Linked DNA regions of Homo sapiens: region 1 is linked to region 2. Evidence: read pairs that join two places in POLR2A ChIA-PET (ENCODE). Cell type or tissue: Panc1. All regions are shown on one strand. Each heading gives the region's core, and the rest is flanking DNA. Links, peaks and the distances in the headings are about the cores only. Region 1 overlaps KLHL24 (kelch like family member 24). Region 2 has its middle 19 kb from the start of MIR4448.

Region 1 (15,344 bases), core at 3,788-8,787, 260 kb before region 2:
CGAGGGAGAGTTCGAGTTTTTATTGGCGAGTTTTTATTGTCACTAGGTGGGCCTGCCCTGGGCCATTCTTCCCGCCCCCTTGAAGGTGATCTGGAGGACGCGCGGGAGCGCGCGCTGTCGCTGCTTTTGCAGCTGCGGCCCGAGTGGAGCCGGGTGGCGCGGGTGCGGGAGGCGCGCGCTCCCGCCCCTGCTGCGGGCGGCTGGTAGCCTCGGTGGCCGCCGCCGCCGCTGCTGCTGCCTGATCCTGCAGGCAGTTCTGGGCACGCAGAGATCGGCTACCGTGGCCTGCCCTCCGAGGACCGGAAAATTAACACCCTTTAACTAGTGTCGCGTTATCTGCCGGGTGGTTCGCAGGAAGTCCTGCGAACACGTTGTTGCCAGTTCTGTAAACGTGTTTAGATAGCTAAATATAGATCACAGTGCCACATCTTAGGGGGCCCCACGGTCACCCCTGAGGCAGTGGCTGTTCACAATTGATTTTAGTGGATTTTAATGATTAATCACTTGCTCTTGTGGGCAGCTTTTCAAAAATCACGTCTTTGTATTTGCAGCTACAGACTGGGTCCACCAGCTAAGAGGTTGGTTTTTATTAGGGTTGTAAAATAGATTTAAAATCTGCTTGTTGTTGGCTGAGATTTAAAAGCAGATTTCTACTATTTAAAAAAGATAGTTTGAAGATACTCCCCTAAAAAGTAAAGATTCTTCCATACTCGGCTCGGATGAGTTGTTTTCCTTGTTTGAGGGATTCTAGGTCACACACTTCTATGTTTTAATTCCCGTGGTAATTCAAAATGTTTGAGAAGTGGGTTGCGACTGTGTCGTTTTAAAATTGTACATTAAGCTGACGGTAATAAAATCTTCAAGACCAATCATTTTTAGCCATAGTGTGTTGAAAATGGTTTTTCTAATCGCTTGAGTTAATAGGGTATTTGCGTTTTGTCAGATTTTCTTCTGCAGATATAGGAATTCACTCAAGACTTAATACACTTGTTTTGTTTTTGAGACAGGGTCTCACATTCTGTCACCCAGGCTGGAGTGGAGTGGTCTCACTCCGTCACCCAGGCCATCTCAGCTCACTGCAATCTCCGCCTCCCGAGTTCAATCGATTCTCCTGCCTTAGTTTCCCGAGTAGCTGGGATGACAGGCGCCCGCCACCACGCCCGGCTAGTTTTTGTATGTTTAGTAGGGACGGGGTTTCACCATGTTGGCCAGGCTAGTCTTGAACTCCTGACCTCAGGTGATCCGCCCGCCTCAGCCTCCCAAAGTGCTGGGATTGCAGGCGTGAGCCACCGTGCCTGGCAAAGACAATACATTTTTGTAGAAGGAAGTTTGAGCTCCCCTGGATGAAGCAGGAATTGAATATGAACAGTTCCTATTGGTTATGCATTCTTTAAAATTCCAGAGGAGATGGTTACACCGGAATGAGCATCTCCTGTGATCAGAACCGCCTCATCACTTGTGCATTGAGAGTATTTAATGTATCTAAATGAGTACAAAATGCAATCGTCTAACCTTTTGAAAAAGTAAAACCATCACTCAGTAAAGGCTTGCTTATTCAAACAAAGCCAGCAACCTAAGTCTCTAAACAGGAAGAAGAAATAAATTCTGCGTTAAGGCTGACTACCAGCTTTAACTTAAACTTTCCTGGCTTTTGTCCAAGTTGTTGAACCTTAATGCTTTTTCAATAACTTTTTTTAACTTCCTTTTCTCCCATTTCATTAAAACCCAAAGGTCAAGCCTGTGAAAAATAAATACTATTAATCAAATAAGTGACCACAGTTATTTTTGTCTATTTGACAAAAATTTGGGACACTTTTTTCAATAAATATTTGGGTATGGACTGTATAATGGAAAAATGTAAGTAAATATCTTCACAAGTATACGTATGAAAAATATATTTTTGTATGATTTTATTTCTGGTGTGACTGAAACAACTGGAGAGTATATAGCCACTTGACAACTGTTGACATTTAAAAACCGCTATTGTTTCTCCTATTAAAAACACATTAAGTGCTTGCCTGTCATCCCAGCTACTCCAGAGGCTGAGGCAGGAGAATCTCTTGAGCTCTGGAGTTTGAGAACAGAATGGGCAACATAGTGAGACCCTGTCTCAAAAAATAAACAATAAAACAATCGCTAAGCAAACTTCTTTAAATTGAAGAGTTTGGCACTCTGCCTATATTCATCATCCCAGAGTTAAAGTATTTCAACATTTGGCACATCTTAAAGACTACTAAACTGGTGTTTTAAAAGTAGGCTTTGGCTGGGTGCGGTGGCTCACGCCTGTAATCTCAGTACTTTCGGAGGCTGAGGCGGGTGGATCACCTGAGGTCAGGAGTTCAAGATCAGCCTGGCCAACGTGGTGAAACCCCGTCTCTACTAAAAATACAAAAATTAGCCGGGTGTGGCCGCAGGCGGCTGTAATCCCAGCTACTTAGGAGGCTGAGGCAGGAGAATCACTTGAACCGGGAGGCGGAGGTTGCAGTGAGCTGAGATCGCGCCATTGCACTCCGGCCTGGGCAACAGGAGCAAAACTCCGTCTCAAAAAAAAAAGTGGGCTTTACTCTTAACTGAGGTTTCCAAAGGCTACCACTGTAAATAATTCGTGTCACTACTAAGATAAATATAAACCACTGACTATGTGCTTTTATTCATAGAGAAGTCATGTAAAATATTAGATCTCAAATTTGTGGCCGGGCGCGGTGGCTCACGCCTGTAATCCCAGCACTTTGGGAGGCCAAGGCGGGCAGATCACAAGGTCAGGAGATCAAGACCATCCTGGCTAACACGGAGAAACCCCGTCTCTACTAAAAATACAAAAAATTAGCCGGGCGTAGCGGCGGGCGCCTGTAGTCCCAGCTACTCGGGAGGCTGAGGCAGGAGAATGGCGTGAACCCAGGAGGCGGAGCTTGCAGTGAGCCAAGATCGCGCCGCTGCACTCCAGCCTGGGTGACAGAGCAAGACTCTGTCTCAAAAAAAAAAAAAAAAAAAAAAAATCTCAAATTTGTTCAGGTGGCAGAGCTCCTTGCTGGCATCCTTGCAGATTTAATTAAAAAACCAAAACCGGGCTGGGCGTGGTGACTCACGCTTGTAATCCCAGCACTTTGGGAGGCCGGGCCAGGTGGATCACCAGGTCAGGAGTTCGAGACCAGCCTGGCCAACATAGTGAAACCCCCATCTCCACTAAAAACCAAACAAACAAACAAACCCAGAAAATATTAGCCTGGTGTGGTAGCACGCTCCTGTAATCCCAGCTACTCGGGAGGCTGAGGCAGGAGAATCACTTGAACCCGGGAGGTGGGGGTTGCAGTGAGCCAAGATTGTGCCACTGCACTCAATCCTGGGTGACAGAGCGAGACTCCATCTCAATAAATAAATAACCAAAACCATTTTTCTAACAGAAAACATAACTATATCATATATCTATAGGTGTTTTGATTATCAAATAAAACAATGCATTAAATACCTAAAAGAAACATGTTAGCAAGATAAAACCAAACAACAGTAAATTTACACATCAAGTCTAGTCAGAAGCATGAGTAGGCTCAATAGGGCAGCTTGGTATACCACGTGTGATGTCTGATGGTTAACAAGTTTTTTTCTTCCTTTAGGGTTGGGGAATATCAGTAGCCAGAAGTTTTAAGTCGAGGGAGAGAAACACTGGAGAAATTCATATTTTTTTTCCTGTGATTTAAGAGACAATAGTATTCTTTTTTAGTTAAAGAACCATATTGTTTAGTCTGACACATTGTTTAAGCTTTCCTAAATTTGTCATCAACAGCTATCTGTTTTGTTTCTCATCAAGCAAAGTCATATAGTATATTGCCCATTTGAGGTTCTAATAAATATGGGGTAATCCATAGTTGCTATCATTCTATCCAAAGAAACTCAAGGTTTTAGTTGGTTTCTGTTACCTTTTCTTTTTTTTCTTTTTTCTTTTTTCTTTTTTTTTTTTTTTTTGAGACAGAGTCTTGCTCTGTCGCCCAGGCTGGAGTGTGATGGTGCCATCTTGGCTCACTGCAACCTCCGCCTCCTGGGTTCAAGCATTTCCGCTGCCTCAGCCTCCTGAGTAGCTGGGATTACAGGTGCCCGCCACCACACCCGGCTAATTTTTTTGTATTTTTAGTAGAAACGGGGTTTCACTATGTTGGCCAGGCTGGTCTCGAACCCTTGACCTCGTGATCCGCCTGCCTCAGCCTCTCAAAGTGCTGGGACTGCAGGCGTGAGCCACCTCGGCCAGCCAGTTTCTGTTATCTTGTGGTGGGTAAATATGGTCTTGGTGGTTCCATTAAGAAACTGGAAATGTTGAAAATAGCTTGAAGGCTGGGCTTTAAACATTACATTTGTAAAACATGGTCCAGGAACCACTGCTGCAGAGTAATTCTTTAAACTGAAATTTTGATAGTGCAAGTTTATGATTTTTAAAAAGTCATCAAATAAATTAGCTTTTGAGACTATAGGGTGAAAATATCTGAAATGTATAAAAATTGCTTGGTTTTGTATAGTACCTTATTATATATGATTTTCTGGTTATTTTTTAAATAAAAGATGTACTGGCCGGGCACAGTGGCTCACGCCTGTAATCCCAGAACTTTGGGAGGTCGAGGCGGGTGGATCACAAGGTCAAGAGATCGAGGCCATCCTGGCCAACATGGTGAAACCCCGTCTCTACTAAAAATACATGGTGGCGCACACCTGTAGTCCCAGCTACATGGGAGGCTGAGGCAGGAGAATCGCTTGAACCCAGGAGGTGAAGGTTGCAGTGAGCCGAGATCATGCCACTGCACTCCAGCCTGGCAACAGAGTGAGACTGTCTCAAAAAAAAAAAAAAAAAAAAGATTTACTATATTGCAATTATTTTCTGACTTTCTTTCTTTTGAGTTACTATATATCTTTCAAGATAAACCTCTTGGTTAACCTTTCTTTTCATCTCCTGTGGTGTTCTTTCAAGGTTAAATTTGAGAAAATGGAGTAGCGTAGAACATAGTATGCAGCAGTTCTCTACTACAAGTTTTAGGGGCCATGCTAGTCAGGATGTTGTTGGTTCCTTTGTTTTCTGGTATTAGTTTTTAGAAGCCCCTCATTAATCCATACTATCTTTAAGGATGTTAGTAACCTCATCGTATAGAATTTCTGCATTCTAAAGGAAACATAAGCTTGTTTCAGTACACTCACGCTGTAGATTAATTCTGATATTACATATCTCCATCAGACTTTGTACCCTCTCTCTTCCATCCCTTACCCTTACCGATTAGGTTGGTATTACCTAAAAATCCATAGAAAATGTCCAGGTGAATTGCCTTATGCTTTCTACCCCATAAGGTATAATTCTAGACCAGATCGGTTATGAGAGGCTCTATTCCAGTCTGCACCTGCTAAGAATTTGAATCTATTTTAGTACCAATCTTGGAGTTCTTGTTTGGCTCTACTCTTAGCCAACCCCACAGAGTCTAAAATTGGATCTGAATCCAGTATTTGCCAGCCAGTGACAGACATAAACTAGGTTCTTTATAAATGTTTCATGAATTGACCTGCATCCCTGCATTGATTCAGGATCTTATTGTCCATTGGGAAGGAAGATTTACTTAGCTAGGAGTAACAATTCCCAAATTTGCCCTAGTTGCAATATTTTTTTACCAAGGGTACATACAAGTCAGGTTCACTTCTGAAAGTAAGGAAACACAGGATAGCATTCACTTGATGATCATAACACAGTCTGGGTATACATATGTGTTTGTGTGTATACATTTAAAAAAAAGGTCGTTTATATTTGGTTTTGGAATCAACTTTTGAATTTGTCTAAACTTGTTAAGAATTTACAAGTTCTATTTAAAGATATCTGGGCCAGAAACCAGAACCACTTGTGTTTAAATACTATTGCTATTCTGTACACAGCTCAAGGTTCTGGTATTTTCTCTTAAGCATTCCTCTTCTCCCCTTCCACCAAAAAAAAAAAAAAAAAAAAAAAAAAGGAATTGTGCCGAATTAGTTGGTTTCTATGGGGATATGGGGATTAAGTTTCTACAAGATTCAAGGCAGAAGAAATATACATTTATATATTAAAAGATAAAAAAATTATTTGCTAACTCTTAGAATTATTTAATGGCCCCAAACTTGGATGAAACATCAATTTCCAGACACTCTTCAAATATCCAAAGTGTATTCAAATATCACAGAGTGTATGTTTTTTCAGTGCTACCATTAGCTTGCTATTGACATTAATTTTCTTTTACTCATTTTTCACTCAAGAAATTTTACTGCAGGATAAAACTCCAGGATAAAACTGTCAAGTGCCGGGCACGGTGGCTCATGCCTGTAATCCCAGCACTTTGGGAGGCCGAGGCGGGCGGATCACCTGAGGTCGGGAGTTTGAGACCAGCCTGACTAACATGGAGAAACCCTGTCTCTGCTAAAAATACAAAATTAGCTGGGCATGGCGGCACATACGTGTAATCCCAACTACTAGGGAGGCTGAGGCAGGAGAATCGCTTGAACCTGGGAGGCGGAGGTTGCCGTGAGCCGAGATTGCGCCATTGCACTCCAGTCTGGGCAATAAGAGCAAAACTCAGTCTCAAAAAACAAACAAAAAAACTGTCAAGTAAGGAAGTTGATAAATAAGAAAAACTAGTTATGTAAAATAGCATTAAGTTATTAATTTACTTTAAGGAGATGTTATTCACTAATTATTTTTAAACAAAAACGAACTTCAGTTGGAAACTAGAAATTACTAAAAACTTTGTTCAACATATTAGTAAATAATGCCAGCTGTACATGAACTGACAACTATCTGATTTATATGTTGCTATTCTTTCTTTATTTTAGGTGTGGAAATTAAAAGAACACACATATTTTGACTGGGGCTTTGATCAACCAAATGCTAAAAAGGTATATTTGTAATATTTATAAACTATCTAAATGTTGTTATTAGAGAATTTAAACCATATTCCTTTCTTTAACCAGGGATCACTTAAGCCAATCAGATAACAAGGCACAACTCTATCCTTAAGATCACAAAAGATGGCAGTGTGACAATCATTTCTGTTACTAAATATTTACCCACTCTTCTGTGCTTTCCTGAGAGCCTCATTCATGTCTGATCAACTTATATACATTAACTCATGTAGATATAACTTTAAGTCATTATGTTTGTTTGGAAAGAAGCTTTTCCTACTTATTTTGTCTAGAGATGCCTACTTAGTTGTTTACTTTTTCCTGATGGGAATAATTCTGCTGTGATATTTGCAAAAATGTTATAATGGTTCAATCTGTAATCTTACGTTTTGTTTGCTTGATTATGCATCATGAGTTCATTTTGATCAATCTTGAACCTATATTAGTCACCGTACTTTGAGATGATAGGATAACATTTTTCTTTCCTTTTTTTTTTTTTTTTTTTTTTTTTGAGACGGAGTCTTGCTCTGTTTCCAGGCTGGAGTGCAATGGTGCGATCTCGGCTCACTGCAACCTCCGCCTCCCGGGTTCAAGTGATTCTCCTGTCTCCTGGGTTCAAGTGATTCTCCTGCCTCAGCCTCCTGAGTAGCTGGGACTACAGGCGTCCACAACCACGCCCAGCTAATCTTTGTATTACTTTATTGTATAAAATGGGAAGGCAAAAGCTAGCAAATTTCATGTGGAAGCCCAAAAGATACATTCTGAATGCATCTCACACTCCTAAGATGCCCTCCTGCAAATCATTTATACATAGGAAGTGTTTACATTTGGTGTAGTTACGGAGACCAGTAATTGGAGAGTTCCCAGAAAATCCAGAGGAAGTCAAGATGCCCAAAAGTCAGGAGGCAGCAGGCTGAAGCTGTTTGGAAAGATCTATGAGATAGTCTCTCTTACATACAGAGCAGTAAACAAATATCTCATTGCTGTTGAAGACTTTGTAATACAAGGTGATTTTATAGGTGTTCTAGTCCAGGATTTTCCATTTTTTATTGGGTAAAAGTAGTGGAGAGGAAGACCTCTTTTGTCAGTGAACAAATCAAGGAGCCAACTATGAAAATAAGGGGCAGATAATAGCATAAAAAGACAGACCCTTAATTGATACAAAGCTTAATCAATTTTATATTAATACTTAACTCACTGTTCTCAAATTTATCTAATAAATATTAGATAGAATAAAATCATTGAATACATAAAACAAAGTATACTTTTATATTTGTTTTTCTACTTGTCCATTCTAGCCAAAGGGAAATTCTTAGTTCTTACAATGTGCTATTTTGTTTTGTATTCTGAACAAATTTTCATTTAAACATTGAGAAAGTGAAAATGTATGCAGGAAGAAGCTCACGATTTCCATTGTTGTTAATACCAATAATTGTATCACTAGTCAAAGTCACAATCACTTGTGTGAATTTTTTGAACCTGAAATGCAACAGGAATTTAAACTAGATTAAGCTGGAATGAATAGTAGGTTCTTGATTTGGGTACCTGACTTGTAGCTAATTCAACCATAATTTGAATCTAGATTAATAAGGCATTAAGATTAAAATATGAGTTATATTCCATGTCATCACAGTTTATGTTTATCATAATTGAAATGTTCCCTTTTTTAATTACTTGTGATATTACATACATTGAACTTTTTGAAGTTTCACCAACAACAAAAAATTGACATTCAGGTACAGTAGTGATCTCTCTTGATATGGGGGATACATTTCTGTTTATAAAATGGTTATTGAGATAACTTCAAATTAAAAGCATATTTGATAGATACGCTACTGCTCATGTGTGGGAGCCTGGAATTTGGAAGTCATTCTATGCATTGTAAATGGAGTTGTAAATGTTAAGCTGTGTGTATGCACATGCATCCAGACATCCACACAAATATATGGGCAACTGTAACCCAAGTTGGGTGACGTATAATGAAGCAAACATGAACTCTGAGTAATCAGAAAAATCTTAAAAGAGATGGGAAGAAATCCATTTTTTTTTAGTTAGTGATAATAAATTTTAAAACTAATAAAATATTTTAAACTCAGATATATTTTTATTCATTTAGGTATTAAAATTAATAAAATGAAATAGAGCTTTTATTTGTTCTCAGGCAAGTCTGTTACCTAAAATCTGCAAAACATAATTGGGTCGAAGTTAAAAATCTAGCTTGTTTGGACCATAACATACATGTAGAGGAAAATATTTCCTCAAATTTAAGAGAAACTAATTTTCCTAACTAAATTTGTGGGAGTTACTTTGTTGACATTTACTCCGAAACCAGCCATTGGTAAGCATTGTCTTGTGTTTATCTTTACTTTTATATGTGTTCATTTAAATAGGCCTTCTCCATGAGCTTCCATTGCCATAACTATTATATTACATCACAAAGCTTTGTTATGTATTTAGAAAATGCATGTATATTTGTACATTTGAAATTTTCTGGGTTTTTTGTTTTGTTTTTTTTTTAACTTAGAAATGAGGGTGGCCAGGTGTGGTGGCTTATGCCTGTAATCCCAGCACTCTGGGAGGCTGAGGCAGATGGACCACTTGAGGTCAGTTCAAGACCAGCCTGGCCAACATGGTGAAACCCCGTCTCTTCCAAAAGTACAAAAATTAGCCCGGCATGGTGGCATGTGCCTGTAGTCCCACCCGCTTGGACAGCTGAGGCAGGAGAATAGCTTGAACCTGGGAGGTGGAGGTTGCAGTGAGCCGAGATTGTGCCACTGCACTCCAGCCTGGGTGACAGAACAAGACTCCATCTCAAAAAAAAAAAAAAAAAAAAAAAATCAACATACTGCCTCTGACTCTCCACCCTAGTGATTTCAAATGAAAATATTATTTATTTCACTTTAGTCTTTATTCCATTTGACTGATAAAATTGCTTGGATTTTTTCTGACTTTACCTGCACATTTGGGGGATAGACAGAGAAACAGAAAAGATCCTGTATAGCATGCAAGCATTTAGGTGTCCTTCAGATGTTGTTATAGCCAGGTATTTTTCCCTGAATGGTCAGAATAACCTGGCATATATCTGTCCAGAGAAAATCCTATCACCTAGGCTTCAGGAAGGTTAAGTGCTAATTGATATGAAGAGAATTTTTAAAATGTAATAGAAGTTTAAGGAGGAACTAGGCTGTCTGTACCAATGGGACATATTGTCTGTGCTACTTTATGTTATTATTTATGTTGTTTGAATATGTTTTATTGCAACTCTTTTTTGTTGTTTTTTTGATGGAGTCTCGCTCTGTCACCCAGGCTGGAGTGCAGTGGCGCGATCTAGGCTCACTGCAAGCTCCACCTCCCAGGTTCACGCCATTCTCCTGTCTCAGCCTCCCAAGTAGCTGGGACTACAGGCGCCTGCCACCACGCCCAGCTAATTTTTTTTTTTTTTTTTTAGTAGAGACGGGGTTTCACTGTTAGCTAGGATGGTCTCGATTTCCTGACCTTGTGATCCACCCGCCTCGGTCTTCCAAAGTGCTGGGATTGCAGGCGTCAGCCACCGCGCCCGGCCTTGTTGCAACTCTTAAAAAAAAAAAAAAAGCTGGGCGCAGTGGCTTATGCCTGTAATCCTAGCACTTTGGGAGGACAAGGCGGGTGGATCACGAGGTCATATTGAGACCATCCTGCCCAACATGGTGAAACGTCATCTCTACTAAGAATATAAAAGTTAGCTGGGTGTGGTGGTGCACGCCTGTAGTTCCAGTTACTCAGGAGGCTGAGGCAGGAGAATCGCTTGAACCTGGGAGGTGGAGGTTGCAGTGAGCTGAGATCGTGCCACTGCACTCCAGCCTGGCGACAGAGCGAGACTCCGTCTCAAAAAAAATTAAAAAATAAAAAATGAAAAGGATTACGCCTGTAATCCCAGCACTTGGGGAAGCTGAGGCGGGTGGATCACGAGGTCAGGAGATTTAGACCATCCTGGTCAACATGGTGAAACCCCGTCTCTACTAAAATACAAAAAATTATCCAGGCGTGCTGGCGCGTGCCTGTAGTCCCAGCTACTTGGGAGGCTGAAGCAGGAGAATCACTTGAGCCTGGGAGGTGGAGGTTACAGTGAGCCAAGATGGCGCCACTACACTCCAGCCTGGCAACAGAGCATCTGAAACAAAACAAAACATAACAGGCTGAGCGCAGTGGCTCACGCCTGTAATCCCAGCACTTTGGGAGGCCAAGGCAGGAGAATTGCTTGAGCTCAGGAGTTCAAGACCAGCCTAGCTAACATGGCAAAACCTGTCTCTACTAAAAAAAGTACAAAAATTAGCCAGGCGCGGTGGCATGCGCCTGTAATCCCAGTTACTCGGGAGGCTGAGGCACGAAAATCGCTTGAACCCGGGAGGCAGAGGTTGCAGTGAGCCGAGGTCATGGCACTGTACTCTCCAGCCTGGGCAACACAAGGAGACCCTGTCTCAAAAAAGCAAAAACAAAAACAAAAAACTCCAATAGCAATATCTTACATCTCTGTAAACCCTAGGCCTAGTACAGTATCGTGACAATAGTGGGCATATAATAAATATTTGTTGATGATGATGATGGTAAAAGCTGCAATATTAAGTAAATTCAGTGAGAGAATTCATGAAAATTGCAAGTATCTAGTGAATATTGGAAGTAGGATATCTGGGGCATTAGAGTGAGAAGAGAGGATGGAGATAAATAGGAACATGAAAAAGAAGAGAATACTATATATAAGAGAATGAGTTGCTTCTTGATTTTGATGTTACGTATTTTATTTCCCTTTGTGTCACTTAAAAAGTGGGGTACAATTTAATATGCGACAGGGTACACAAAATGCAGCCTTAAGATGTTAACTTTCAAGTCTCAGTTTTATTTGTGGCTTGCGAATGTAGGATGGCATCTCATTTTTTAGATTATATTATCTGTGACATCCTTTAGCTGACTTCTTTTTGCTTGCCAGTCTTAGGCCTGAATGTCTGACTTGAAATATTTCAAGAAGTTGGGAATGGTAGAAGGGATGTGTATGAAATTCTGAGAGTATGGCAATAGATGAGGTACCCTGAGTGATCTTAAACCAATTACTAATACACTTTGAATCATGTATCAGCTTCTGAAGATGTGGAAAGGGAGTAGAAGAATCGCCTTAAAATTAACCTTAAAGAGAATTGGGCTGGGCACCATGCCTCATACCTATAATTCCAGCACTTTGGGAGGCCAAGGTGGGCAGATCCCTTGAGGCCAGGAGTTCAAGACCAGCCTGGGCAACATGGCAAAACCCCTTCTCTACCAAAAATACAAAAATTAGCCGGGTGTGGTGGGTACGTGCCTGTAGTCCCAGCTACTCGGGAGGCTGAGGTAGCAGAATCCCTTGAACCTAGGAGGTGGAGATTGCAGTGAGTCAAGATCGCGCCATTGCACTTCAGCCTGGGTGACAGAATGAGACCTTGTTTCCAAAAAAAAAAAGAGACACAGAGAGAGAATTGATGGCTATAGCCAAGTGCCTCAATCCATCAGTTACTTACTGAAAGTCATTTCTGAGGGGGTTTTGGGATGTTTCTTATTAGTGAAAGGGAACAAGACCTAGATAACATGCATGAAATTTTTTTAAATGAATATTAAATTTTATAATAGAAATTTTGGTAGAAAATAGAGAAGATAAATAAAACATTTTAGCATATGTACATCCTATCCCTAGATTCACAGATACATTATTTTTTCTGTTGGCATATGTTTTGTGATCTACTTTTTCACTTACTGTGTGGTTACTACTTCCCCATGTCGTTAAATAGTCATATATAATTTTTAATGGTTGCATAGACTTTGTTCTAGCCAGAAGATGTACTGTGGTTTGACCAATCCCCTCTTATAGGGCATTTAGGTTATTTTGAGTATTTTCTATCAATACAGCATTGGACATCTGCATAGATAAATCTGTCGACATAATTCTGATTATTTCCTTAGGAGAGAGTGCTAAAAAAAAAAAAAGGACTTGCTGGTCAAACAATGTACATATTTTTAAAGGCTATTGATAGATATAGCTAAATTCCTCTCTAGGAATTCTATATTAAGATAATAATTATTTCACCAGGCATGGTGGCTCATGCCTGTAATCCCAGTACTTTGAGAGGCTGAGGTGAGAGGATCGCTTGAGGCCAGGAGTTCAAGATCCCATCTCTACAAAAAGTAAAAAAAAAAATAGCCAGGCATGGTGGTACGCACACATAGTCACAGCTACTCAGGAGGCTGAGGCAGGAAGATCGCTTGAGCCTAGGAGTTTGAGGTTACAGTGAGCTATGATCATGTCACTTTACTCCAAACTTGGTGACAGAGTGAGACCCTGTCTCAAAATAAAAAAGATTCTTAAAAAGAAAGATAACTGTTAGAATTCTAACTGTAGTCAAATTGTGTCTTACACCATTCTGACTTAACTCTACAGTCAATAGTATGAAACTCAGCTCTGTAAATGGGGAGGAAACGGAAGGTTATTAGTAACTCACGAAGTACATAGTATCCTTTCAGCTAGAAAAGGGGAGCTTAAGGAGTACTATTGCAAATTACCCCAATGTTCTAATTGTTCAAATGCAAATTTTTGTTGATTAGTTTTTATTAACATGAGATAGTGCTGTGTACCCTATATGAAATATATTATGTGATTTTGTTGTAGTGTTTATATTAAAATGAAATTATGTGATTTGAATACTGAATTTTTTGCATATTGAAATGTTTTCCTTTTTTTACTTTTAGCCACATAAAGAAGATCCCTAATAGTCATTTCTCAACAATTATATAGTCAACTGATGTAACAATGGTACTAATATTGGGACGCAGACTAAACAGAGAGGATCTTGGGGTGCGTGATTCCCCAGCAACTAAGCGAAAAGTTTTTGAAATGGACCCCAAATCTCTGACAGGTCATGAGTTTTTTGACTTCTCTTCAGGATCATCCCATGCCGAAAACATACTCCAGATATTTAATGAATTTCGTGATAGCCGCTTATTCACAGATGTTATCATTTGTGTGGAAGGAAAAGAATTTCCTTGCCATAGAGCTGTGCTCTCAGCCTGTAGCAGCTACTTCAGAGCTATGTTTTGTAATGACCACAGGGAAAGCCGAGAAATGTTGGTTGAGATCAATGGTATTTTAGCTGAAGCTATGGAATGTTTTTTGCAGTATGTTTATACTGGAAAGGTGAAGATCACTACAGAGAATGTACAGTATCTCTTTGAGACATCAAGCCTCTTTCAGATTAGTGTTCTCCGTGATGCATGTGCCAAGTTCTTGGAGGAGCAACTTGATCCTTGTAATTGCTTAGGAATCCAGCGCTTTGCTGATACCCATTCACTCAAAACACTCTTCACAAAATGCAAAAATTTTGCGTTACAGACTTTTGAGGATGTATCCCAGCACGAAGAATTTCTTGAGCTTGACAAAGATGAACTTATTGATTATATTTGTAGTGATGAACTTGTTATTGGTAAAGAGGAGATGGTTTTTGAAGCCGTCATGCGTTGGGTCTATCGTGCCGTTGATCTGAGAAGACCACTGTTACACGAGCTCCTGACACATGTGAGACTCCCTCTGTTGCATCCCAACTACTTTGTTCAAACAGTTGAAGTGGACCAATTGATCCAGAATTCTCCTGAGTGTTATCAGTTGTTGCATGAAGCAAGACGGTACCACATACTTGGGAATGAAATGATGTCCCCAAGGACTAGGCCACGCAGGTGAGAAGACTGTTTTCAAATATAGTTAACAAAAGTTTTTAATATATCTTTAAACCTCCTGAATGCAATCTCAGTGTTGTCATTTATATGCACTGTCTACCTGTGGCTGTATATAATTTTAGATTTATTTTGGATTATATGTCACTAGAATGTCTTTCCTAGTGAATTCTAGATTCAACAGTAGCATTTTTTGTTATTGTTGTTTTGTGCTATCAAACAGTGTAGCAAAGGGTCTTTGCAACTGTGCATATCTCAACATATTTCTACTAATTTCTCTTAACCTTTGTAGGGCCCCAAACCATTCCACTTTTCTTTCCAAAGAGTCTTTGGATACAGGGTAGCTAAGATTTTAGTAGGCTCTCTTGGACTGCCTCTACTTATAAAAAAACAATTTGCTCCTGGGCACAGGGGCTCACACCTATAATCCCAGTACTTTGGGAGGCCAAGGTGGAGGAGCGCTTGAGCTCAGGAGTTCGAGACCAGCCTGGGCAACATAGCGAGACCTCATCGCTACTAAAAATAATTAGCCAGGCATGGTGGCACGGACCTGTAGTCCCAGTTACTCAGAAGGTTGAGGTGGGAGGACTGCTTGAGCCCAGGAGTTTGAGGATGCTGTGAGCCATGCTCTTACTGCTCTCCAGCCTGGGCAACAGAGTGAGACTCTGTCTCAAAAAAAAAAGAAAAAAAAATGTTTGCACATCCACAGACTGGCCTTTGTCCTAACA
Region 2 (15,344 bases), core at 3,692-8,691:
CTGAGTGAGCTATAGATTTCCCAGTTCTAGTCATGGGAATTCCCCCATTTTCTCTACCTGGGATTAAGTAACCTCTGCATTGCAACGGTTCTTACTAATCACCTTCAGAGGAGGAGGCTCCTAGCAAGATGCTCTTTTCCCTCCAGAATTATTTGTGTCCTTTTTTGGGTGATGTTCTGGCCTCCTTGCAAAGGAGGTTCTCAGCTCATGGAACAGGTTCAGAGCACAGCCTATCCAGTATGCAAAAAGGACAGCGCCCCGCCCCCCGCAACAACCGCCCTCCACTTCCCCAGACTGTAGAACCATCTACCTGCTGGGTACCTCCTGGGGTCGCTGTGCCAGCTTCTGCCCAGTAAATGGCAATTTGGAATTCGCAATCAAATAGAATGTCTGAGAAGAGAGACAGGCTGGAAGTGCAACCGTCGTATCAGGGACTATTGCTGTTGTCACGATCACTCAGCTGATGAAATGGTTAGGAACAGTTTAGGAATATCTGTAACATTTAATGATCTACTGTCAAGCTTTGATTCCACTTTCAGCAGACATCTCTCGTCCAAGTTGTAAAAGCTCAATATTGATTTCAGCTCGTTAATGGGCCCCTGGAGCCTTTATCACAGAACAAGTCCTAGAATCAAATTGGCAGGAATGAGCTCTTAATAAGGAAATTTCTAATCCCAAACGGCATAACACAGAGCAGTACCCTGGCCCCCTCTTTTTAACTTAAGTTGGCACAGCTTCTAGACAACCTGGGCCTGGGTCCTTCTGCCACGCCAGCAGCAAGATGACCTGATGCCCTGGTCCTATCCACTTTCCCAGAGACTCTTGACAAACCTGTAAACTTGCTGGCCAATTTCTGCCAAGGACAGAATGACAGTGTAAAACATCTCCATTGAACACATTGGTTCACTTACCTAGAGTGGCATTTTCGTATAAATACAAACAGCAGGGCATATGGTAGGAAAAGAAAACACTTTAGAGTCAGAGGGACATGCATTTGAAACTCAGCTAAGTCACTTACTAGCTGTGTTTGGGCAGTTTCTTAAGCTGCCTATGCTGAAGTTTCTCTATCTATGGAAAAGAAACAGCAACAAAGCGTCCGAAGGATAGGGCTTCTGTGAAGAAAAAAATCTGTGGAGGAAGGAACCTCAAGTCTGGGCAAATTAATAATAAGTTAATAATGGGGCTGGGCATGGCGGCTTATGCCTGTAATCCCAGCACTTTGAGAGGCAGAGGCAGGAGTTCAAGACCAGCCTGGCCAACCTGGTGAAACCCCGTCTTTACTACAAATTAAAAAAAAAATAAAAATAATAAAAATTAGCTGGACGTGGTGGCACGTGCCTGTAATACCAGCTACTTGGGAGGATGAGGTGGGAGAATTGCTTGAGCCCCGGAGGTGGAGGCTGCAGTGAGCTGAGATCACACCACTGTACTCCAGGGCAGTACTCGGGGCAGAGCCAAAGCTCCTTTCCGAGGAAAGTCTCAGGGCTCCCGCCACCACCTCTATGTACAGAGGCATCACCCTGCACCAGGGCACCAAGATGAGTCGCTCTGTTTCATTTTCATTAAAATGGCAACCTCACCACCTACACATGTTGGTATGTTACCTGTTGCGGGAAGTCAGGGACCCCGAACGGAGGGACTGGCTGAAGCCATGGCAGAAGAACCTGGATTGTGAAGATTTCACGGACATTTATTAGTTCCCCAAATTAATACTTTTATAATTTCTTATGCCTGTCTTTACTGCAATCTCTAAACATAAATTGTAAAGATTTCATGGACACTTATCACTTCCCCAGTCAATACCCTTGTGATTTCCTATGCCTGTCTTTACTTTAATCTCTTAATCCTGTCAGCTGAGGAGGATGTATGTTGCCTCAGAACCTTGTGATAATTGCATTAACTGCACAAATTGTAGAGCATGTCTGTTTAAATGATATGAAATCTGGGCACCTTGAAAAAAGAACAGGATAACAGCAATTGTTCAGGGAATACGAGAGATAACCTTAAACTCTGACCACCGATGAGCCGGGTGGAACAGAGCCATATTTCTCTTCTTTCAAAAGCAAATGGGAGAAATATCACTGAATTCTTTTTCTCAGCAAGGAAGATCCCTGGGAAAGAGAATACGCGCCTGGGGGTATAGGCCTATAAACGGCCCCCCTAGGTGTGCCTGTCTCTTATGGTCGAGGCTATAGGGGTGAAATAGACCCCAGTCTCCCATAGCACTCCCAGGCTTATTAGGAAGAGGAAATTCCCGCCTAATAAATTTTTGGTCAGACCAGTTGCTCTCAAAACCCTGTCTCCTGATAAGATGTTATCAATGACCATGGTGCCCGAAACTTCATTAGCAATTTTAATTTTGCCCCAGTCCTGTGGTCCTGTGATCTTGCCCTGCCTCCACTTGCCTTGTGATATTCCATTACCTTGTAAAGTACTTGATGTCTGTGACCCACACCTATTTGCACATTCCCTCCCCTTTTGAAAATCCCTAATAAAAACTTGCTGGTTTTTGCGGCTTGTGGGGCATCACGGAACCCACCGACACGTGATGTCTCCCCCAGACGCCCAGCTTTAAAATTTCTCTCTTTTGTACTCGTCCCTTTATTTCTCAAGCTGGCCGACGCTTAGGAAAAACAGAAAAGAACCTACGTGACTATCGGGACAGATTCCCCGATAGTTACCCCAGTTAGCCTTGACTCCCAGGATACACACCTTTGTGTAATCCCCTCCCCTTGAGGATAGGATGGATTTAGTAACTCACTTCTAACAAATAGAAAATGGGCCAGACGCAGTGGCTCATGCATGGAATCCCAGCACTCTGGAAGGCCAAGGTGGGAGGATCACTTGAGCCCAGGAATTTGAGACCAACCTAGGCAACATGGTGAAACCCCATCTCTACCAAAAATTTAAAAATTAGCCCATTGTGGTGGCACAATGTGGTGCCTGTAGTTCCAGCTACTCAGGCAGCTGAGGTGGGAGGATCACCCAAGCCTGGGAGGTTGAGGCTGCAGTGAGCTATTATTGTGTCCCTTCACTCCAACCCAGGCAACAGAGGGAGACACTGTCTCAAACCAACAACAACAACAACAACAAACCCAACAAATAGAATATGGCAAAAGCGGCCGGGTGCGGTGGCTCACACCCGTAATCCCAGCACCTTGGTAGGCTGAGGCAGGCCAATCACTCGAGGTCAGGAGTTCAAGACCAGCCTGGCCAACATGGTAAACTCCATCTCTACTAAAATATACAAAAATTAGCCAGGCATGGTGGCACATGCCTGTAATCACAGCTACTCGGGAGGCTGAGGCAGGAGAATTGCTTGAGCCCAGGAGGCAGAGGCTGCACTGAGCTGAGATTGCACCACTGCACTCCAGCCTGGGGTGACAGAGCGAGATTCTGTCTCAAAAAAAAAGAATATGGCAAAAGCAATGGGATATCACATCTAAGATTAGGTTACAAAAAGACCATTGCTTCTATTTTGGGTGCCCTCTTGCTTGCTCTCTCTGATGGGGTTCAGCTGCCATGTTTTGAGCTACCCTATGCAGAGGCCCATGTGTCAAGGAACTGAAGGTCTCCAGCCAACAGTTCATGAGCAACCGGGTCCTGAAGACCTCCATGTAAGTGAGCTTGAAGTGGAGCCTCCCCTAGGGGAGTCTTCAGGTGACACTGTAGCCCCAACAACAACTTGATGGTAACCTCATGAGAGACCTTGAGTCAGAGGCATCCAGCTGAGCCACACCCATTTTCCTAACCCTCAGAAACTGTGAAATGATAAATGCTGTTGTTCTAAGCCACTAAGTTTTGGGGTAATTTGTTACACAGTAAGATAGGTAAGTAATTCAACATCTGTCATCTAGGATCTGCAAGGCTCCGTCAACAATACAGAGCACCATTGTACCGAATGACACCGTGGGCACAAAGCCCTCAGCACACAGCAAGCCTGGGCAAAGAGCAGGTGTCCTCATGTTATTGTCCAGCTCACGTCAAAAATCTGCTCGGAAAGCTATCTCAAGCTGGATCACCAGAGAGCTATCATCTTCAACTATGCTCGAGACCAACCTGGGCAACATGGTGAAACTGCATCTCTGCAAAAAAACAAAGCAACAACAACAACAAAAACAACGAAAATTAGCCAGGCATGGGGGCTCATGCCTGTAGTCCTAGCTACTCGGGAGGGTGAGGTGGGAAGATCGATTGAGCTGGGAGATAGAGGCTGTGGTGAGCCGTGATCGTGCCAATGCACTCTAGCCTGGGTGACAGAGCAAGACTCTGTCTCAAAAATAAATAAATATTGGCCGGACGCGGTGGCTCATGCCTGTAATCCCAGCACTTTGGGAGGCTGAGGCAGGCAGATCACTTGAGGTCAGGAGTTCTAGACGAGCCTGGCCAACATGGTGAAACCCTATCTCTACTAAAAAATACAAAAATTAGCCGGGCATGGTGGCACACACCTGTCATCCCAGCTACTCGGGAGACTGAGGCAGAATAGCTTGAACCTGGGAGGCAGAGGCTGCAGTGAGCCAAGATTGAGCCACTGCACTCCAGCCTAGGTGACAGAGCAAGACTCCATCTCAAAAAAAAAAAAGAATAGAGGTTAAAAATAAATAATTATTTATATAAACTTCAACTGTGTTATTTTGGCTGACTGTAGGAATGAAAGGAATTTTATCTCTTAAAAGGAATTGAGATAAGAAGCAGCTGCCATCTTGAAGAATATTTCTGCATCTTTTAAAAACTCCTGCTTAAATCACTGCCACTACATGGTCCACTGGCCCACAAAAGAATATTGTGAATGATGATCCTTGTCATAACTTACAGGCATGTGATAAGCCAAAGCTTTCCTGATACAGGCATGCTTCCTTTTATTACATAATAACTCATAATTAATCGAGATTTCCTTTTTTCCCTTCACTCCAATGAAATTCAGACTCGAGTTTTATGTACATATGTGGCAACTGTTCTTGATTTGACTTATTTTTATAACTTTCTTCCTCTCTCCTTATTTGGCACTTGTTTTCTTAACCTTGCTATAAAATGAAAGAAGCAAGCAAGGCATTTCTGCTAGAAACCAGTTTTAAGGAGATAATACAAAATGCAGACCAAGCCTAAGGCACATAAATTGCAAATGGCCTAAATGTTCACCAACAAGGGTTAAAATTGCAAAACATCCATTTGGTGGAACATTATGCAGCCATTAAGAATGATGTAGATGCCCAGTGTGGTGGCTCACACCTGCAATCCCAGCACTTTGGGAGGCCTAGGCGGGCGATCACCCGAGGTCAGGAGTTCGAGACCAGCCTGGCCAACATGGTGAAACCCCGTCTTTACTAAAAATACAAAAAAAAAAAAAAAATTAGCCAGGCATGGTGGCACACCTGTAGTCCCAGCTATGTAGGAGGCTGAGGCAGAAGAATCGCTTGAACGTGGGAGACAGAGGTTGTGGTGAGCCGAGATCACACCACTGCACTCCAGCCTGGGAGACAGAACAAGACTCTGTTTCAAAAAAACAACAACAAAAACAAAACAACAAAAAACAGAATGATGTAGAGCAGTGGTTTTCAAAGCATGGTCCCTGGACTCACAGCATCAGCACCACCTGGGAGCTTGTTAGAAAGGCAAATTCTCAGCCCACCCTAGACAGATAATGTCTGGAGGAAGAGTCCAGCAGTGTCTGCTTTCACAAGCCGTCCAGGTGATTCTGATGTACCTGGAAGTTTGAGAACCACTGCTATAGAAGAATCTGAATATTAAGTGCAATGAAGGATTCAGAATGATATATTCAGCAGAATTGCAACTATGTAAACTATATGTGTGCAAAAAAAGATTGGAGAGTGGTGGATTATCATGTCTGCAAAGGTTATCTCTGAACAACAGAGAACTTTAAAAATTATCCCTCAGTGAGTACATTCTTTATATTATACATTTTTTTTTTGAGACAGAGTCTCACTCTGTCACTCAGTACGGAGTGCAGTGGTGCAATTATGGCTCACTGCAGCCTCAACCTCCCGGGCTCAAGCGATCCTCCTGCCTTAGCCTCCCAAGTATCTGGGACTACAGGTGTGCACCACCATGCCTGGCTAATTTTTTTTTATGTTTTATAGAGACGGGGTCTCGCCATGTTGCCCAGGCTGATCTTGAACTCCTAGGCTCAAGCAATCCTCCCACCTCAGCCTCTCAAAGTGCTGGGATTGTAGGCGTAAGCCATGGCACCCGGCTACATTCTTTTATAATCATAACCCCCGTCCCAAACGCCACAGAGAGAGAGAGAGATTAAGTGACTGATAGCTGGCAGGTTGGCAGAAGCTATAGCAGATGGCTGTGCTGGCAGGAAGGATGCTTTCTGCAGGCACTGGGTTGGGTGTGGGGCTGCGTAGGGCCACCTACCTTGCTCACGGGATAGCTGCACACACGGGTGGAGGTCACACACTGGCGCACGGCACCCATGGCCATGACGCTGCTGAGGCGCTGCACGTCATGGAGGACAGCATGGTGTAAGGCAGTCGCTTGCGGTCTTCATAGCAGACAACCGGGGCAGCACCCAGCACCTCGTCCAGCTCCAGCTGCACCGTCTCCGCAGGTGGCTTAGTGTGGGTCTGGGGAGGGTTCCTGTGCCCTGGCACCCCCATCCTCCCTCACCGCCTCCGTCCCCACCCAGGACACTGCTGCCGAGGCTTGCGGCCCTTGGGTCACCCCAAACCACCCTGTCACCCCTGGTCTCACAGGAGCAGACCCTTCTCTGAGGCAGAGCTTGCTTCTTATGAACAAGGTTTTGTAGGGTTTCCTCCTCCAGGGGGCACTGGAGGGAAGAGAGAGCACCCAGATTTGAGAACCTGCTATGTGTCAGGTGCTCTATATGAACAGCATTATGGCCGGGGGCAGTGGCTCACACCTGTAATCCCAGCACTTTGGGAGGCCAAGGCAGGTGGATCACCTGAGGTCAGAAGTTCGAGACCAGCCTGGCCAACGTGGTGAAACCCCATCTCTACTAAAAATACAAAAAAATTAGCGGCTTGTGGTGGTGCGCCTGTAATTCCAGCTACTCAGGAGGCTGAGGCAGGAGAATCACTTGAACCCAGGAGGCAGAGGTTGCAGTGAGCCAAGACTGTGCCACTGCCCTCCAGCCTGGGTGACAGAGTGAGATACCGTCTAAAAAAAAAAGCATTATGGAGGAGGGACTGTTGTCTCCATTTTACAGATGGAGAAACTGAGGCTCTAACAGGACAGGTACTTTTGCCCAAGGTCACGAAACTTGTGGCACCAGATTTGAATTCAGGTCATAGTCAGTTTGTCCTTGAGAGAAATCCAGCTACATTTTCCCCTCCACAGTTGTGATCTTGAGGTGGACATCGGCACAGGGCCTGGCACTTAGTAGGTGCTGAATCATTACTGAATGAGTAGAATAGTGTTGTCCATTGTACACTGGGTCTGAGAGGTGGAATGACTTGCCCAGCATTACGCAGTAAGCAGCAGGGTGGGAACTGAAGCCCCTCCTGTCTGACTCGAAGCCATGAACACTTCCTGTACCACAGTGGCGAGAGCAGGACCCACCCCTGGGGCCACAGAGCAAGGAGAGTGATGGAGGCAATGCCCATGGCCCAGAAGCCCCATGCATGGGGCAGTCAGCCAGAGTGTGACCAAGGGCCTGTCACCCTGGACAGCTCCGTGCTGGATCATGTGGATGAGTGCCCAGCACAGGGTGGTGGCTGTGGTGTCGGTGCCTCCCAGAAACAGGTCGATCACCACCTAGACCAGGTTCTCCTGGTTGAATGTGGAGACAGGGTCATCCATGGCCTGGCGAGTCGGGGGTGGGCGAGTGGGGGGCGCAGCTCCAGGTCTAAAATTCTCTCCTGACAGAGCCCTGGGGTTTCCTTGAAGCCTGATCTGAGACCTGTGCGGCCAGAACTTGAGGTTCCAACCCCTTGAGAGGGCCTGATTCTCAGGACTGCATTGATGTTGGTGGGTGGCTGCCCTGGTGTTCTGGCCCTGACATCAGCCAGGTCTTCTGCTTCCCACCCTACCCATGTCTGTAGAAGCCAGCCCTGCCCTGGGAAAAAGTAGGGAGGAAAACCCTGTTTTAACTCACATTTTCAGCGTGCTTTGGAAGCTCGTAGATAGAGTCAAAGATGAGAAACTGAGACCATGGCTTAGAAAGGAGGTGCTCAGAAACGAGGTGCAGCCCAAAAAGATGGCCCCTCCTTTCCTGAGCAGCTGTTCCAGGCTCACCTTGGAGATCTGGGCCAGGTAGCAGCTGATGAAGTCCCTGGGGGCCTCCGGTGCCCTGAGTTTGTGCCTGGTGATCTCCTGGTGGATTAAGCTCAGCACGACCTCTTGGTACCTAAATATCTCCTGGTGGGGTCCTGGGAGGTGGCAGAGGGCCCAGGGAAACACGTCATACAGCTGTGGAGAGAGACGCCCACCCAGGGCCTACTCAGGAGCCAGCCTCTGAGTCGGGGGGCTCCAAAGTGGGCTGGAGCCTTTGACTTGAGTAACCCAGGGCTGCCTCTCATCTGGAGACTCCCCAAATAATTTAGACAGAAATGAGAGCTGTGGTCAGAGCAGCTGTGCTTAGGGCTTCGCTGGGATGTTGCAGGTCCAGAAAGCTGTATGTCCTAGGATATAACCAGCCTCTGATTCCTTGCCCATGCATTCATGCTGAACCACAACAAAGGTTTGATGCTCTGAATGTGTCAGCTCACCAGGCAGAAGCCACGGTCTCCCTCCTGCCCACCTTGCACCCTCCCTGCCAGGCCCTGGCTGAGGCCCCTGCCTGCCTCGGGCCCCTAAGGTAATGGCCTGCACACCTGCCTCCCCAAATGCCAATTACCCGGCGCCACACAGTGCTGACAAATGCCAGGCCAAAGTCGATGGCTTGAGTCAGTTCCTGGAAGATGGGATCCTCTAAGAGGAAGTGGTGGCCAAACACAAGGGCCCCGATGACTCTGACTGTGGACCTGACAATGGATACCTGAGGGTCGAAGGGTCTACCTGAGGGTAGAGGGGCAGGGCTCAGGACGAGGAGGCACGAGAAGCACTACCCTGAGCACCCATCTGATCTCGTATCTAGTCGCTCATTTACTAACTCAGTCCTCCATTCCCATTCCTCACTCATGCACTCCGCAAATGCTTACCAGCCGGGCGCAGTGGCTCATGCCTGTAATCCCAGCACTTTGGGAGGCTGAGGCAGGTGGATCACCTGAGGTCAGGAGTTTGAGACCAGCCTGACCAACATGGTGAAACCCTGTCTCTACTGAAAATACAAAAATTAGCTGGGTCTGGTGGCGCACACTTGTAATCCCAGCTGCTTGGGAGGCTGAGGCAGGAGAATCACTTGAACCCGGGGGATAGAGGTAGCAGTGAGCCGAGATTGTGCCACTACACTCAGCCTGGGCAACAAGAGCGAAACTCCGTCTCAAAAACAAAACAAAACAAAACAAACAAAAACAAAAAAACCCAAGTGCTTACCAAGCACCTTCTACGAGCCAGGTCAGAGAGAGGCATGGGAGACAGACAACAATTTGAATGACAACAGAATAACAACAGAATGTGGGGCAGGTATGGCACAGCAGGGAATAAAAAAGGTTTGGGGGCCTGGCATTCAGGAGGATTTCTCAGGGCAGGTGACCGCAGCTGGTCTGGAGGAAGGAACAGTGGTTTCTCATGGGGAGGGAAGGGACATGGGCTGGGGCGTTCTGGAAGGGGAAATGCATATGCCAATGGCTGGAGGTGTGAGACGCCTGGGATGATTTGTTTGTTTGTTAGTTTGTTGTTATTTTATTTATTATTATTTTTTTGAGATGGAGTGTTGCTCTGTCGCCCAGGCTGGAGTACAATGGCATGACCTCGGCTCACTGCAGCCTCCTTCTCCCAGGTTCAAGCGATTCTTCTGCCTCAGCCTCCAGAGTAGCTGGGATTACAGGCACGTGCCCAACACACCGGGCTAATTGTTTGTATTTTTAGTAGAGACAGGGTTTCACCAGGTTGGCCAGGCGGCTCCCAAACCCCTGACCTCAGGTGATCCGCTCGCCTCAGCCTCTCAAAGTGCTGGGATTACAGAGGGGAGCCACCGTGCCCGGCTGCCTTGGATGTTGATGGAAAATCCCCAGCTATCAAGGAGGGCTGTGGCTTTCCAGTGACCTTGGCCATTCCTGGACCTCTGTCTACCCACCTTGGAGAAACTCCCACTCAATGGAGCTTAAAACGGCTGTTAACGTTCTGAGGCTTAATGGACACACACACGCCTATGCAGTGAAGCTCGCCTGTTCTGCAGGGGTGTGCGCGTGCGTGGGGAGAGGGGGTGAGGGTAGGCCTGCCGCCAGCCTGCTACTTACCCTGCTCCTGGCGGAAGGCTTCTGCCAGCTCTGCTGCCTCTTTCTGCAGCTGCACCTCCAGCGCCAGCTTGCCTAGGCCCAGCCCTCAAATCATCACCAGGCAGAAGCGTCTCTTTTGCCGCCACGTGTGCCCGCTGCTGCAGATGATGCCTGGGTCCGGGGTGGGGTGGGGTGGACAGTCGCCAGCCCCTCCCAGCCTCCCAGGCCAAGACCACTTGGCTCTCACCTGGGCCAGGCCTGGAGGGCAGACCCCAAAATCACCTCTGGGAAGATGCTGTGTCCCAGGGCTGAGGGGCATTTGAGGGAGTGGTCAGTGAGCTTGGTGCCCTCAAGGTGGTCTCAGCTATGCCCTCCCCCAGCCCACCAACCTGATTTTTCCTTTAAAAGTCCCCACAAGAAATGGAAGAGGAGATAAACAATGGGGGCTGGGCGCAGTGGCTGACACCTATAATCCCAGCACTTTGGGAGGCCAAGGCGAGTGGATCACCTGAGGTCAGGAGATCGAGAACATCCTGCCAATATGGTGAAATCCCATTTCTACTACAAAAAAAAAAAAAAAAAATTAGCCGGGCGTGATGGTGCCTGCCTGTAATCCCAGCTACTCGAGAGGCTGAGGCACAAGAATTGCCTGAAGCCAGGAGGTGGAGGTTGCAGTGAGCCGAGATTGTGCCACTGCACTCCAGCCTGGGCAACATAGCAAGACTCTGGGTCAAAAAAAAAAAAAAAAAAAGAAGAAGAAGGGGAGGAGGGGTTCTGGGGAGAGGGAAGGAGGGAACAAGGGCATTTGCTGAGCCAGGCACTGAGTGCGCACTCTCAGGTATTTTGGCCACTTAATCCCCTCCCCACATTCTCAGGATATAAAGCCATCATTATCCCCATCTACACAGGAGCCCACTGAGGGGCAGAGAGTGAGGCCGACTTGTCCGGGGTCCCAGAGCTGGCCAGGGCTTGGGTTGAGACTTGAATCCAGGTCTTTCAACTCCCAGAGCTGGTTCCTTGTCATCCCACCCCCACCCCTCACGCAGGTCCTCCTGGGCAGTCCCCTCTCTGTTAACAGCTCTGAGCCATCCCCAACTCCCTGAGTGTAGTGACCATCTAGCCGCCTCCCCCTCCCCAGCAGGAGGGGCAGCCCTGCCTCGTTCTCCAAACAGGTCCTGGAAGAGCGGGGTGAGGGACCTGCCGGAGAACTGCTCCGAGTTGGAGACCAGTGCTTCCTTCACCACCTGGAAGCCACTCAGCACCGCAACGGGGATCGGGCCCACCCACACGGTGAACACACTCTGCGCCAGCTGTGGAGAGATGGGGGACACTTACTGCAGGAGCACCTTCTCAGAGTGCCTCCAGCCCCGTTCCCCAGGCAAGCCAAGCCCTGGGTCACAGGTCCCCTGTGCACTTGGAATAGTCAGGGCCCATTAATCCTGGGAGGTGGAATGTTCTACCCATTTTACAGATGATATTAAATAACCAGTTTCTCAAGGGCTTGGTGTCCTACGTGGGCTTTACATATTTTGCTTGAGTCCACCCTCAGTATAAGTGTGCAGGTAGGCAATTTATCTCCATTTTATGAGTTTAAAAAAAACAGAGGCCAGGCCGGGTGCAGTGGCTCACGCCTGTAATCCCAGCACTTGGGAGGCCGAGGCGGGTGGATCACCTGAGGTCAGGAGTTTGAGACCAGCCTAGCCAACATGGTGAAACCCCGTCTCACTAAAAGTACAAAAATTAACAGGGCTTGGTGGTACACGTCTGTAATCCCAGCTACTTGGGAGGCTGAGGCAGGAGAATCGCTTGAACCCGGGAGGTGGAGTTTGCAGTGAGCTGAGATTGTGCCATTGTACTTCGGCCTGGGCAACAGAGCAAGACTCCGTTTCAAAACAAAACAATAAACAAAACCCCCAAAAAAACAGGCCAAAAAAGACAGTAAAAGATGAAGACCTAGAACCCAGGTCTCCTGACTCCCAGTACAGTGCTCTTTCCACTGCGTGGGAAGCCTGAGGATCATAATTGTCTGATAGCGCCAACCAGATATTTTTTAAAAATGTGTTGAGTGTGAATAAGAAGAGGGCTGAACATGGCCTTAGGAAAGACAGTGTCCTGCCCACAATCATTCTCAGCAGCACCCCAGTCCCACCCACTCAATCCAACAGCGCCCTTCAGCTGAGGCTCCAGCTACCCTGGTGGTGGCTTTGTGCACAGATTCCTTGAGTAACGTCACTTGAATGTGCCCTTGTGGGGGTCCCATTCCCCCCAACTCCCATCTCAAGTGGCTTTTCAGAAAACTTCTTCCAGCCACACACAGTGCTCTCCTGGAGTTGAGCTCTGTTCAGTGGTTTTCGCCACCCTGTTCCATTGGCAGTGGACTTCTCCTGCACTCAGAATTTCTTAGATTAGACTTCTTAGATTCTGCACGAAGTCCACAATTTCTGCAATCCCCCTCCCACCCTGCATTTGACAGGCGAGGAAACTGAGGCTCAAAGCCTCCCAGCTAATGAATGGTAAGACCAGGATTCACCCCACACGTGTCTGACCTCTGTTCCTTCTTTCTGTCTCCAGTGCCGCTGGTCTGAGAGAGAAGAGGGGTTCATCTGTCCACCCCTTTAGGGCCTCCAGCTTGAGCACAGGCTTCCTACCTGGAGCAGTGTCTCTGGGTGCAGCTGAAAGCATAGCTGCCACAGGTTTCCAAGGATGGGGAAGGGGAGTGGGCCAGGAGGAAGACAGCTCCTGTCCCAGCAGAAGGTGCCAAGTTTCAGGAGCAGGAAGGAGATGGCCAGTAAAGCCAGCCCACTGAGCAGGGAGAGCATCTCCCTGGTCCTGTGTCTCCTCTCCTCACTTTTGCTTCTCGGTCCCAAGGCTCTGACACACTGTGGCCACCACTCTCTCCCCGCTCTTCCAGGCGCCTGGCCTTGCTTTTATGCTGGTGCTCCCAGGCAGTGCTGTGGAGGGAGGCAAACCCAGGAGCCCTTCCCCAGTGGAGTAAATCCATTTGGTCACATCAGTCACACCCGGGCCATGCCACTCACCAGGGTGGCAAGGCTGTGGCCCGGGACAGGTTGAGACACCTTCACTCCTATATCAGCATCATCCTCACCTCTGGCCCTCGGAGCTCATCCCTGGTGAGGCTCCTCACAGCCTCTTCATGGCAGGGTCAGCTGACTGCATGGCTCAGCTCAGGGAGGGACAAGGGGCAGGCAGCCGCTAGCAGTGGCAGTGTCTCCCATCAGGACATGCTCTTCCATCTCAACACGCCTGAGGCTGGGCTCCTACTCCTGCTCTCCTCCGCCCAGATGTGCAGCAGCCTTCCTGAGGTCTCTTCAGCTTGTGCTGAATCCCCATGTTTCTCTGTAGCCTTCTCTCTGTCTCTCTCTCCCCTTGCCCCTCTGCCTTCTCTCTCTCTCTCTCTCTCTCTCCTCTCTCTCTCTCTCGGTTCTTTCTCCTGCCTCAGCCTCCCGAGTACCAAGTGCTGGGATTACTGGCGCCCACCACCACGCCCAGCTAATTTTTGTAGTTTTAATAGACATGGAGTTTCACCATGTTGGCCAGGCTGGTTTTGAACTCCTGATCCGCCCACCTCAGCCTCCCAAAGTGCTGGGATTACAGGTGTGAGCCACCATGCCTGGCCTCTTTCTTTCTCCTTTGTTTTCTTTCTTTCTCTCCTTCTCTCTTTCTGTCTCTCTCTCTCCCATTCGTTTGTTCGTTCTTTTTCTTTCTTTCGTTCTTTCTTTCCTTCTTTCTTTCTTCCTTTTTCTTTCTCTCTTTTCTTTTTCTTTCTCCCTCTCTTTCTCTCTCTCTCTCTCATTCTTTCTTTCTTTCTTTCAACAGTGTCTCACTGTGTCACCCAGGCTGCAGTGCAGTGGCATGATCATAGCTCACTGTAACCTCAAATTCCTGGGCTCAACCAATCCTCCTGCCACAGCCTCCTGAGTCTCTGGGACTACAGCGGCACCACCATATTCAACTATGTAGCCTTCTCTTAGGTTTCAACTATCTTGGAACCAGACTGCTGGAGTTTAAATCCCAGATCTATCTCTTACTGGTTTTGTGACCTTGGGCAATTATTTAGCTTCCTCTTGCCTCAGCTTCTTATTTGTACAATGGAGATAAGATCATTTTAGCAAATTGCATCATAGAGCTACTGTACCAATGCCCAGCAAGAGAATGATGTCACAGTCCAGTGGGGTACATTGAGGATAGTTTAATTAAGAGACTGTTTGCAGGCCTGGCGCAGTGGCTCACACCTGTAATCTCAGCACTTTGGGAGGTAGAGGTGGGTAGATCACGAGGTCAGGTGATCGAGACCAGCCTGACCAACATGGTGAAACTCCGTCTCTACTAAAAATACAAAAAATTAGCCAGGTGTGGTGGTGTGTGCCTGTAATCCCATCTACTCAGGAGGCTGAGGCAGGAGAATCGCTTGATCCTGGGAGGCAGAGGTTGCAGTGAGCTGAGATCGCAGCACTGCACTCCCGCCTGGGTGATAGAGCGAGACTCCATCTCAAAAAAAAAAAAAAAAAAAAGAGTGTTTGCAAAGATGTGTTAGGGAATCCATAGGCATAATGCCAGTCATGACAGAGACCCATTTCCACTTGAGGCTTAGAGAGTCAAGGGACAGTGTTCAGTGGGTACAGAGTTTCAGTCTGGAAAGATGAAAAAGTGTTCTGGAAATGGATGGTCACGATGATAGCACAATGATGTGAATGTACTTAATCCCACTGAACTGTTCATTTAAAAATGGTTAAAATGCTAAAATTTATGTTGCATCTATTTTACTAAATTTTTTAAAAGTCAAGGGACAGAGATATCAGAGGCCTGGAGCCCCTACCTGTTTGGAGAGGTTGTTAACAAGCGTCTGCAGTTCCCTCTGCTCAGAGCACCTCACCCCTGCATCTCCATCTCTAGAATTTCTACCTACCTTATCTCAGGTTGATGTGATGATAACAGTGCTTACCCCACAGGGCTGCTGGGGGATAAGCTGAGCTGGTGTGAAAGTGCTATGGATTGTGCTATGGAAGTGCTATTTGT

Evidence for each region. ChIA-PET counts read pairs that join two places held together with the same protein. Peaks named below come from ENCODE experiments on the same cell type or tissue, not always from the same donor. Only the 100,000 strongest peaks of a DNase experiment are listed, where the experiment ranks them.
Region 1: POLR2A ChIA-PET joins it to region 2 with 12 read pairs; 2 of 35 experiments call an interaction of 5 or more read pairs at or near these places.

What each region holds. Positions count from the first base shown.
Region 1 is chr3:183,636,658-183,652,001 of GRCh38, forward strand. KLHL24 (kelch like family member 24) reads left to right here. Exons shown (of 8, transcript NM_017644.3): 2 at 6,823-6,885; 3 at 13,639-14,619. The coding sequence starts at 13,700. Among named protein-coding and RNA genes, the nearest start is that of KLHL24, 8.7 kb to the left of the region's middle. RefSeq lists a silencer at 42-371. In Panc1, for the core only: no CTCF peak of the experiment used is centred there; no DNase peak of the experiment used is centred there.
Region 2 is chr3:183,897,811-183,913,154 of GRCh38, forward strand. It overlaps the pseudogene CYP2AB1P. Among named protein-coding and RNA genes, the nearest start is that of MIR4448, 19 kb to the left of the region's middle. RefSeq lists an enhancer at 11,017-11,518. In Panc1, for the core only: no CTCF peak of the experiment used is centred there; a DNase peak (open chromatin) is centred at 6,780.